Regions from separate parts of the Homo sapiens genome. Here region 1 is linked to region 2. Evidence: chromatin contacts called from ENCODE Hi-C data. All regions are on one chromosome and are shown on one strand. Each heading gives the region's core, a stretch centred on a gene start or an enhancer-like site at or near the end of the contact. The rest is flanking DNA. Distances are from core to core; before and after follow the strand shown. Region 1 overlaps IL3RA (interleukin 3 receptor subunit alpha). Region 2 holds the start of SLC25A6 (solute carrier family 25 member 6).

Evidence for each region. Hi-C counts contacts between places; a loop is a spot of excess contacts on that map. Pooled maps may share reads with other maps.
Region 1: a loop to region 2 is called in a map of endothelial cell of umbilical vein, with 1.9 times the contacts of the local background. The contact joins the enhancer-like site here to the promoter of SLC25A6 in region 2. A Hi-C loop is called at or near these places in 5 of 168 maps with a recorded cell type or tissue (CD14-positive monocyte, chondrocyte, endothelial cell of umbilical vein and 2 more) and 1 of 50 pooled maps.

What each region holds. Positions count from the first base shown.
Region 1 is chrX:1,351,845-1,357,263 of GRCh38, forward strand. It overlaps IL3RA (interleukin 3 receptor subunit alpha), which reads left to right. Exons shown (of 12, transcript NM_002183.4): 5 at 256-388; 6 at 478-662; 7 at 4,377-4,492. It overlaps LOC101928032 (a long non-coding RNA gene), which reads right to left. Exons shown (of 8, transcript XR_007068376.1): 4 at 3,728-4,296; 5 at 776-874; 6 at 466-627. Among named protein-coding and RNA genes, the nearest start is that of IL3RA, 18 kb to the left of the region's middle. Within about 2 kb of position 3,759, at least 2 of the 41 ENCODE cell types and tissues checked have a DNase peak (open chromatin) inside an H3K27ac peak, as active enhancers do.
Region 2 is chrX:1,390,299-1,395,387 of GRCh38, forward strand. It overlaps SLC25A6 (solute carrier family 25 member 6), which reads right to left and starts at 1,815. Exons shown (of 4, transcript NM_001636.4): 1 at 1,601-1,815. The coding sequence starts at 1,711. LOC124900597 (serine/arginine repetitive matrix protein 1-like) reads left to right here and starts at 1,710. Exons shown (of 5, transcript XM_011546186.2): 1 at 1,710-1,933; 2 at 2,044-2,465; 3 at 4,832-5,089. The coding sequence starts at 1,710. RefSeq lists enhancers at 1,079-1,674, 1,675-2,269, 1,713-2,315.

The sequences.
Region 1 (5,419 bases), core at 2,509-5,008, 37 kb before region 2:
GTCTCGAACTCCGGACCTCGGGTGATCCACCTGCCTCGGCCTCCCAAAGTGCTGGGATCACAGGCGCGTGCCACCAGACACAGCTAATTTTTGCATTTTTAGTAGAGATTGGGTTTCTCCATGTTGGCCAGGCTGGTCTCGAACTCCTGACCTCATGTGATCCACCCGCCTCGGCCTCCCAAAATGCTGGGGTGACAGGCGTGAGCCACCGCGCCCGGTCCCGATTCGAGTTCTCTTTCATGTTTGTGAACCCAGGTGGGAAGCCTTGGGCAGGTGCGGAGAATCTGACCTGCTGGATTCATGACGTGGATTTCTTGAGCTGCAGCTGGGCGGTAGGCCCGGGGGCCCCCGCGGACGTCCAGTACGACCTGTACTTGAACGTTGCCAAGTAGGTGTGCCCGTGGGCAGAGGCCGGGCTGTCCCTGGTGCGGGTGCCATCGGCGTGGGGTCGTCCCCCAACCTTACCGCTTACCGCAGCAGGCGTCAACAGTACGAGTGTCTTCACTACAAAACGGATGCTCAGGGAACACGTATCGGGTGTCGTTTCGATGACATCTCTCGACTCTCCAGCGGTTCTCAAAGTTCCCACATCCTGGTGCGGGGCAGGAGCGCAGCCTTCGGTATCCCCTGCACAGATAAGTTTGTCGTCTTTTCACAGATTGGTGAGTAGCCCGGGACACTCCCTCCCACCCTCAGTTCTGTGATACCACGGCTTTAGCGCCAGGCCAGATCCCACGGGACCACGTGGCTCCCAACGCAGACGTTGGCCTCTCACATTTCCAGAGGCTGGACGTTGGAGGTCAGCGTGCTGGCTGGCTGGGCTCCTCGGGAGGTCTCTTCCTGGCTTGGAGAGAGGGTCATCTTCTCACTGTGTCTTCACGTGGTGTAGAGAGAGAGAGAGATGAAGTTCTGGGGTCTCTTGTTAGAAGGGCACTAACACCATCATGGGTCCCATCATGGGTCATAGGATCCCTCACCATGGGTCATGGGACCCCCCATCATGGGTTCCATCATGGGTCCCATCATGGGTCATAGAATCCCCCATGATGGGTTTCATCATGAGTCATAGAACCCCCTATCATGGATTCCATCATGGGTCATGGGAACCCCCATCATGGGTCCCATCATGGTTCATAGGATCCCCCATCATGGGTTTCATCATGAGTCATAGAACCCCCTATCATGGATTCCATCATGGGTCATGGGAACCCCCATCATGGGTCCCATCATTGGTCATAGGACCCCCTATCATGGGTTCCATCATGGGTCATGGGACACCCCCCATCATGGGTTCCACCATGAGTCATGGGATCCCTCATCGTGGGTTCCATCATGGGTCATGGGACCCCCCATCATGGGTTCCATCATGGGTAATAGGACCCCCCCATCATGGGTTCCACCATGAGTCATGGGATCCCTTATCATGGATTCCATCATGGGTCATGGGACCCCCTATCATGGATTCCATCATGGGTCATGGGACCCCCCCATCATGGGTCCCATCATGAGTCATGGGATCCCTCATCATGGGTTTCATCATGGGTCATAGGACCCCCATCATGGATTCCATCATGGGTCATGGGAACCTCCATCATGGGTCCCATTATGGGTCATAGAATTCCCCATCATGGGTTCCATCATGAGTCATGGGACCCCCCATCATGGGTTCCACATGGGATCCCTCATCATTGGTTCCATCATGGGTCATAGGATCCCCCATCATAGGTCCCATCATGGGTTCCACATGGGATCCCCCATCATAGGTCCCATCATGGGTCATGGGACCCCCCCCATCATGGGTTCCATCACGGGTCATGGGACCCCCCCCATCATGGGTTCCATCACGGGTCATGGGACCCCCCCCAATCATGGGTTCCATCATGGGTCATGGGAACCCCCATCATGGGTTTCATCATGGGTCATAGGATCCCCTATCATGGGTTCCATCATGGGTCATGGGACCCCCCCCATCACGGGTTCCATCATGGGTCATGGGAACCCCCATCATGGGTTTCATCATGGGTCATAGGATCCCCTATCATGGATTCCATCATGAGTCATGGGATCCCTCATCATGGGTTCCATCATGGGTCATGGGACCCCCCCCCCCATCATGGGTCGTGGGACCCCCACCCCCATCATGGGTCATGGGAGCCCCCATTGTGAGTCATGGAATCCCTCATCATGGGTCTCATCATGGGCCATGGGTCCCACCATGGGTCATGGGAGCCCCCATCATGAGTCATGGAATCCCTCATCATGGGTCATGGGTCCCATCATGGGTCATGGGAGCCCCCATCATGGGTCATGGGTCCCATCATGGGTCACGGGAGCCCCCATCATGGGGGTCCACCCTCATAACTTCAGCCCACGCCAGTCACCTCCCAAAGACCCCACCTTCTAACACCGCCCAACCAGGGGTTAGAGCTTCAGTGGAGGAATTTGGGACAGAAGGACACACACTTTCAGTCCACGATACCCGAGCTCCGAGGAACCTCCCAGGTGGTGAGAATGTCAATATGCCCAGAGCTGACGTGCCCTGAACCCAAGGGCAGGGTGCTCGGATGCTTCAGAAGAGGAGGGGGAAACGAGGAAGAGGAGGAGAAGGACAAGGAGAAGAGAAGGGAGGAGAGGAAGAACATGAGCAGGGGGAGGAGGAGGAGAAGGAAAAGAAACAGAGGAAAAGGAGGGGGAGGAGGTAGAGATGGAGAGGGAAGGAAGAGGAGGAAGAGAAGAAAACGGAGAAAGAGGAGGGGGAGGAGGAGGAGGAAGAGAAAATGGAGAAAGAGGAGGGGGAGGAGGTGGAGATGGGGAGGGGAGGAAGAGGAGGAAGAGAAGAAAACAGGAGGGGGAGGAAGAGAAGAAAATGGAGGGAAAGGAGGGGGAGGAGGTGGAGATGGGGAGAGAAGGAGCAGGAGGAGGAGAAGAAAGAAGAGGAAGAAAGGAGGAGGAGAGGGTGGAGGAGGAAGAGGGTGAAGGAGAGAGGGAGGAGAATGGAGAGGAGGAGGAGGCGGGGGAGGGAAGAGAAGGAGGTGAGGAGGAGGAAGGGGAGGATAGAGAAGGTGGGGTAGAAGGGTGGTGAGGTGGGGAGGGAGAAGGAGGGGGAGGAGGAGAGAGGAGGACTGGGGGGAGGAAGGGGGAGGAGGGGAGAGAGGAGGAGGGAGGAGGGAGAAGGAGGGGGAGAGGATGGAGGAAGGGGAGCAGATGGAGGAAGGCGAGCAGGAGGGGGAGGAAAAAGGAGGGGCAGGAGGAAGAAGGAGCGGGAGGAGAGGAGGAGGAGGAGGAGGAGAATGGGCAGGGAGGAGGAGAGGGAAGAAAAGGAGGGGGAGGAGGAAGGAGGGGGAGGAGGGTGGAGGGGGAGGAGGGTGGAGGGGGAGGAGGGTGGAGGGGGAGGAGGAAGGAGGGAGAAGGAGGGGAGAGGATGGAGGAAGAGGAGCAGGAGGGGGAGGAAAAAGGAGGAGGGGCAGGAGGGGAGGAGGAGAAAGGAGAGTGGAGGAGGAGGGTGACAAGGAGAATGGGGAGGAGAGAGGAGTGGTAGAAAAAGGAGAGAGAGGAAGAGTAGGAGCGGAGGGGGAGGAGGGGAGGGGAGGGGAGGGGAGAAAGACCAGGAGGGTAGGAGGAGGGGGAGGAGGAGGAGGGGGCCAGGGCTGGACTTCCTTCCAGGGGCCCAGGGGAGACCCAGCCAGGCAGCCGGACACACAGGGCTGGGCTGGTAGTCGGGTCACACCTGAGGATGTGGAAGTGCCTGGGGTTCCCGGGAAGTGGAGGATGTCCTGGGCCACTGGGAGAGGCGGCACATCCCCTGGGGGGCGGAGGTGGGGGAGGTGAGAAGCCAGGCAGGGGCCAGGAAGTGGAAGCTTCAGGAGGATGTGTGCAGGTCAAAGTGTAGGAGTCTGCATCTTGAATGATGCAGAGAGGGCCTCCAAGGCTCCAGTGTGCTGCAGGTGGGCAGAGGGGGCATGGGAAGTAGGGGTTGGCCCTGGGCAGGGGTGGGGAGTGGGCCAGGCTGCCCAGCGGGGCTGAGCCTAGAGATGGAAGGGGCAGGGACAAAGATGTGCAGCTGCCAGTCCTTGGAAAAGCTGAACGCCTGGTACTTCAGAGAACAAAAGGGTGGTTCTGAAGGCTGCTCCCAGGACAGTGGGGCTCCGAGGGTGCAACCCCAAGGCTCACTCCTCCCAGTGCCCCCAACGCGGCTCAGTCCTGTGTCTCTGCCTGTAGAGTTTCTTTGTTCCCTCTTCCTTCCTGGTGTTTTTCTCTCCCGCTCTCCAAATGCATAGGAGAAGTAATTTGAAGTATCTCCAGAAAAAAAAAGAGAAAAAGAAAAAGAATTGATTTCTTGTACTCCTAAATCCTAAAAGTGTTTTTCTCGTTGCTAGAGATATTAACTCCACCCAACATGACTGCAAAGTGTAATAAGACACATTCCTTTATGCACTGGAAAATGAGAAGTCATTTCAATCGCAAATTTCGCTATGAGCTTCAGATACAAAAGGTAAACTTTCACCCCGCCCCCAGCCCCCCCACCCCCGTGGACATCCCTTATTTTTGGTAAGTCGCACTCTGGGGCCTTGAAACGGGCAACAATCTCCTCTGATAACGTCACAGAAGGCATGGATCATTAAAAAACAAAAACAAAAACAAAAGGCCGGGCGCTGTGGCTCACGCCTGTCATCCCAGCACTTTGGGAGGCTGAGGCAGGTGGATCACAAGGTCAGGAGATCGAGACCATCCTGGCTAACGCGGTGAAACCCCGTCTCTACTAAAAATACGAAAAAAAATTAGCTGGGCGTGGTGGCACGGTCTTGTAGTTCCAGCTACTGGGGAGGCCGAGGCAGGAGAATTGCTTGAACCCAGGAGGTGGGGGTTGCAGTGAGCCGAGATCGCGCCATTGCACTCCAGCCTGGGCGACAGAGCGAGACTCCGTCTCAAAAAAAAAAAAAAAGTTTGAGACTGTATGTGGTCTGTTGTTTTTTATTTTTATTATTTCTATTGTTATGTGGTTTTTTAATTTTTTCTTGAACTTTCTTTTTTCTTTTGTAGTGATCTACAGATTCAATGCAAGCTTCCCAGATATTTTTGATCCACAGTTCGTTGGATCAGTTGAACATAAATATTGATTTATTTATTGAGCCACTCTGGCTCTGTAGCCCAGACTGGAGTGCAGTGGCTTAAATCTTGACTCACTGCAACCTCTGCCTCCCGGGTTCAAGTGATTCTCCTGCCTCAGCCTCCCGAGTAGCTGGGATTATGGGCACCCATCACCACACCCAGCTAAGTTTTTGTATTTTTAGTAGAAACAGAGTTTCATCATGTTGGCCAGGCTGGTCTCAAACTCCTGACCTCAGGTGATCCACCCGCCTCGGCCTCCCAAAGTGCTGGGATTACAGGTGTGAGCCTTCGTGCGCAGCCTATGTGTTAT
Region 2 (5,089 bases), core at 565-3,064:
TTTAAAAAAATTTTTTAAGCCGGGCACAGTGGCTCATGCCTGTAATCTCAGCACTTTGGGAGGCTGAGGTGGGTGGATCACGACGTCAGGAGATCAAGAGCATCCTAACACGGTGAAACCCTGTCTCTACTAAAAATACAGAACATTAGCAAGGTGTGGTGGCAGGTGCCTGCTAGGGAGGCTGAGGCAGAATGGCGTGAACCCAGGAGGCGGAGGCTACAGTGAGCCGAGATCGTGCCACTGCACTCCAGCCTGGGCGACAGGGAGAGACTCCATCTCAAAAAAAAAAAAAAAGGTTTTTTTAAGATGTGGGGTCTTGCTATGTTACTCTGGCTGGTCTCAAACGATCCTCCCTGGGCCTCTCCAAGTGCTGGGACACCCCGCCCTGCTAAGTTTAAAAAATTTTCTTAGAGACGGGGTCTTGCTACGTTGCCCTGGCTGGTCTCAAACTCCTGGGCTCAAACGATCCTCCCTGGGCCTCTCCGAGTGCTGGGACACCCCGCCCTGCTAAGTTTAAAACTTTTTCTTAGAGACGGGGTCTTGCTATGTTGCCCTGGCTGGTCTCAAACTCCTGAGCTCAGGCGATCCTCCCTGGGCCTCTCAAAGTGCGGGGACACCCCGCCTGCTAAGTTTTAAAAATTTTCTTAGAGATGGGGTCTTGCTATGTTGTCCTGGCTGGTCTCAAACTCCCGGGACACGCCACCCTGTACTAGGTTTAAAAAATTATCTTAGAGATGCGGTCTTGCTCTGTTGCCCAGGCTGGTCTCAAACTCCTGAGCTCACGCGATCCTCTCCGGGCCTCTCAATGCACTGGGACGTCCTGCTTCGTTAAGTTAAAATAATTTTTTTTGAGGTGAGGTCTTGCTGTGTGGCCCCGGCTGCTCTCAAACTCCTGGCCTCAAGCAATACTCCCCGGGCCTCTCAAAAGCGCTGGGATCGCGGGCGTGACCTGTCCTTGCAGCCAAGCCTATTCATTCCCATCACCGAGCTGTCACTCGGAGTACAACGTTAGCAAGGACGTCCTGGCGGCAATGTTCCTAGGCATCATGCTACTTTCTATAAGCCTCTCCCAAAAGACAAAAAATGCATTGCTCTGGATCAGAATTGCACAAATGAGCTAAGAAGGGGGTAAGAACCACCAATAACCATATCCTGGTTATTCCAGGACACCTGCGGGCAGGCTCGTTGCCCTATTGGCCTTAGAATTACCCTTCACGGTGGAGGGAGCAAGAGCAGACACCTGCCAGGCATCCACCGGAAGGGTTGGTCCCAGCCGGGGGACCCGCAGGATTGAGCTCAAGGTCAAGGCCCGCCAGCCGCAGGGTCCGTCCATGGGCCCTGCTCAGCGCGCATGCGCCCTCCAATCCGTGCCGCATTTCCCCCCGCCCGCCGGGCCCAGTGCGCACGCGTGGACGTCGCCACGCCCTGCAGCAGCGGTCACGTGACGCGGCCCCCGGAAGCCGGCGGCGCGTGGACAAAGCGATCGCGGCCTTCCACTTCCGGCGCCCGCCTGCAAGGCTCTGCTGCCCACGTCCCCGCCCGACCCGGCCACTCGGTTCCCGTCCCCTAGTCCCCGGAGCGGCCGCGCCCGCGTCCCCACCTGCAGCAGCAGCTTGACCCGCTCGATCGGAGCCACGGCCGTCTTGGAGATGGCGGCGGCGATGCCTCCGGCCAAGAAGTCTTTGGCGAAGGAGATGGCCTGTTCCGTCATGGTGGCAGGGCGGGCAGCGGAACGGGAGGACAGCCGGAGAACGGGCGCGGAGAGTGAATGGAGGGCGTCGCTGGCTCAGCCCTGCCGCCGCCTGGACCGAAAGGACGGAGCAGCCACCGCGCAGCCGCTAAGACGCCGACGCCACGCCCACTCTCCGCCCCCGCGCCTCCTCGCGCCGCGCTCATTGGCTGCGCCGCCAGGCCCCGCCCCACACCAGCCTGCGTGCCTCGCCTCTGAGGGCTGCCGGGAATCCCGCTGCGTCCCGCCCCGCACTCCAGCGAACCGCGCCCATTGGCTGCGCTCCCCGGAGACGTCCCGCCCCGCACCCCTAGGTATGCCGGGAGCCAGGCCCCGCCCATGCGCCGTAGGGGCCGCTGGGGGTTCCGCGGCAGCCTTGACCTTGTGAAGGTCAGGCCGCTGCCAGTACCCGAGCGGGCGGGAGGGCAGCTGCGGAGTCAGAAGCCCACCCTGATGCCCAGTTCGCTCCGAGTGCGTCGTCCGCTTTCTCCCGGAGGCCGCGGCGACCCCGCCGGGATGTGCGACATGTGGTGCCCCGACCCCCGACCCTTGACCCTTGACCTCCGGGCAGCTCCGACCCTTTCAACACTCTCCGGGGTCGTGCGTCGGGAGACCCCGGCCCCTGCCCGCGTGCACCCGGGGGGCCCCGCGCGAAGCCTGCGGCGGCTTCCACGTGGGCGCGGCTCAGTCCCGCTGCCGATCCGTGACTCCGCGCCGCCCTCCGCGCCCGGCCTAGGTTGGTGGGGGGGGGATCTCTCTGGGCCTCCGTTCTTTGACCCCGCGGTGCCCTCCGCGCCGGGGCTGGGGGTTCCGTGGGCCGCGCCCACCCGCCCGGGCTCCCCTATTTCCCCGTGTCTGTGCCCGTGTCTGCCCGGCGGGGGCTGCGGCCGGGGTCCTCCTTCGCGACCTCCCACTCCGCCCTTCCTCCCTCCCTCCCTCCCTCCCTCCCGCCTCCCTCCTCCCTCCCTCCCGCCTCCCTCCTCCCTCCTCCCGCCTCCTCTCCCTTCCCGGCTCTCTCCCGCCCGCCCTTTTCTCCCCGTCTCTTCCTTCCCTGCTTGCCTTTGCTTTTTGCTGCTTTCCCGCCTCCCTCCTTTTTCTCCGTCTTTCCGTCTCTGCCTTCGTTTCCCTCCCTCCCTTTTTCTTTCATTTCTCTCTCCCTTTCTCCTTCCTTTCTTGCTACGTTTCTTCCCTCTTTTTCATTTTTTTCCTTCCTTTTTCTGCTTTTCTCCCTCCGCCCTTCCTCTGTTTTTTCTTTGCTCCCTCCCTCTTTTTTCTCCCTCTTTCCGTCTCTCCTTCCCTTTTCCTCTTTCCTTCCCTTCCTCCCTTTTCTGCCTTTCCCTCCTTCCCTCTCTTTTCCTTTTCCTCTTTATTTCCTGTCTCCCTTCCTCTCGTCCCTTTCTCCCCTCTCTCTTTTCCGTTTTTTTTTTCTTTTGAGACAGAGTTTCGCTCTTGTTGCCCAAGCTGGAGTGCAAGCTCCGCCTCCCGGGTTCAAGCGATTCTCCTGCCTCAGCCTCCCAAGTAGCTGGAATGACAGGCATGCGCCACCGCGCCCAGCTAATTTTATATTTTTAGTAGAGACGGGGTTTCGCCATGTTGGTCAGGCTGGTCTCGAACTCCGGACTTCAGGGGATCCGCCCACTTCGGCTTCCCAAAGTGCTGGGATGACAGGTGTGTGAGCCACCACGCCTAGCTGTCTCTTTTCCATTTTTTAATTTTTTTTTCATTTTTCCTCTCTCCCTTTGCCTCTCTTTTTCTTCTTCCTTTTATTCTTTCCTGTCTTGTTCTTTCCTTCCTCTCTGTTTCTCCCTTTCTCCCTGTTTTCCTTTTTTTTTTTTGAGATGGAGACTTGTTCTGTCACCGAGGCTGGAGTGCAGTGGCGTGATCTCAGCTCACTGCAACCTCTGCCTCTCAGGTTCTAGAGATTCTTGTGCCTCAACTTCCCAAGTAGCTGGGATTACAGGTGCCAGCCACCCCACCCGGCTATTTTTTTTTTTAAGGACAGATGGCGTTTCACCATGTTGGCCAGGCTGGTCTTGAACTCCTGACCTCAGGTGATCCGCCCACCTCGGCCTCCCAAAGTGCTGGATTACAGTCGTGCGCCACTGCGTCCCGCCTCCTTTTCTTTTTTCTTCTCTCCTCCGTCTTTTTCTATCCTACCTCCCTGCCTCTTTCCTCTCTCCTCCCTCCTTTTCCTTTTTCTTCTCTCCTCCCTCCCTCCTGTTTTTCTCCATCATTCCCTCTCCCTTCCTTTCTTTTTCTCCCGTTCCCCGTTTGCCTCCCTCCCCTTTTTCTTTCCTGTCTCCCTGTCTCCTTTGCTCTTTTCCTCCCTTTCTCCCGTCCCTCCCTCCCCGCCTTCCTTTTCACTTCTTTCCCTTCCCATTGCTTCCTTGCGTTTCCTGCCTTTCCCTGTCTCTCCCTTTCTTTCCTGCCTTTCCCTGCCTCTCTCTTTCCTGCCTTTCCCCATCTCTCCCTTTCCTGCCTTTCCCTGTCTCTCCCTTTCTTTCCCTCTCCTCCCACTCTCCCTCCTTCCTCCCTTCTTTTCTTTCCTCTTCTTTCCCTGTGTCTTTCTTTTTTCTTTCCTTCTCTCTTCCTTTTCTCTCCCTGTGTCTTTCTCGCTCTTGTTTTTCCTTTCTCTCCTTTGTGTACTGAGAAAATGACAGTCCCCGGCTGTGGGTGGGCAGGAGTGACCCGCCCCAGAGAGCGGGGTCACCCTGGGTGACTCCTGGGTGCAGCTGTGAGCCCTGCCTGAGGCTTTTCCTGACCTCTGGGGAGGGCGGCTCAGCCTGGGGCTGGAGGTTGGGGCCAGCTCTGGAGGCTGGAGTGGCTGCTGGGCGGCGGGACGGGTGTCTCAGAAGTCACTGAGGCATGGGTAGGTCTAACCTTGGGACATTGCTGTGGGGAGGGCTGTGGAGACCAAGCACATTCCTGAGGCTCTGCCAGGGCAGCGGGGGTGGACAGTGTCCCCTGAGGACCCAGGACCAAGCCAGGCTCGCTACAGGGGTCCTGGAATAGAGGACAGAGGCCAGGAGCGCTGTGGGTGCTGGGCAGGGGTGGGGAGTTTGCTGGGGAGCTGCGCCTTACAGACCTGTGTTTGTTTCCCAGCCTCAGCGAGGCCGGGCTGGACGGGGCCCTGGTGCTGGTTTTCAGTGCCTCAGCGAGGCCGGGACCAGAGCTGCTATTTCCAGATGAGGCTGGCTCGCATCTGCTCTGGCCGGGGCTCCAGGCCTGAGCCCTGCAACACGGCGTTCCCTTTCCAAGTCTGCAAAGCCTGTCTTAGGGGAGAGAAGAAGTTTCCTTCCATGCGGGTGGGGACGGCTAACCATGTCCAGACACTGAGACCGGTGCTCTGTGTGCTCAGCC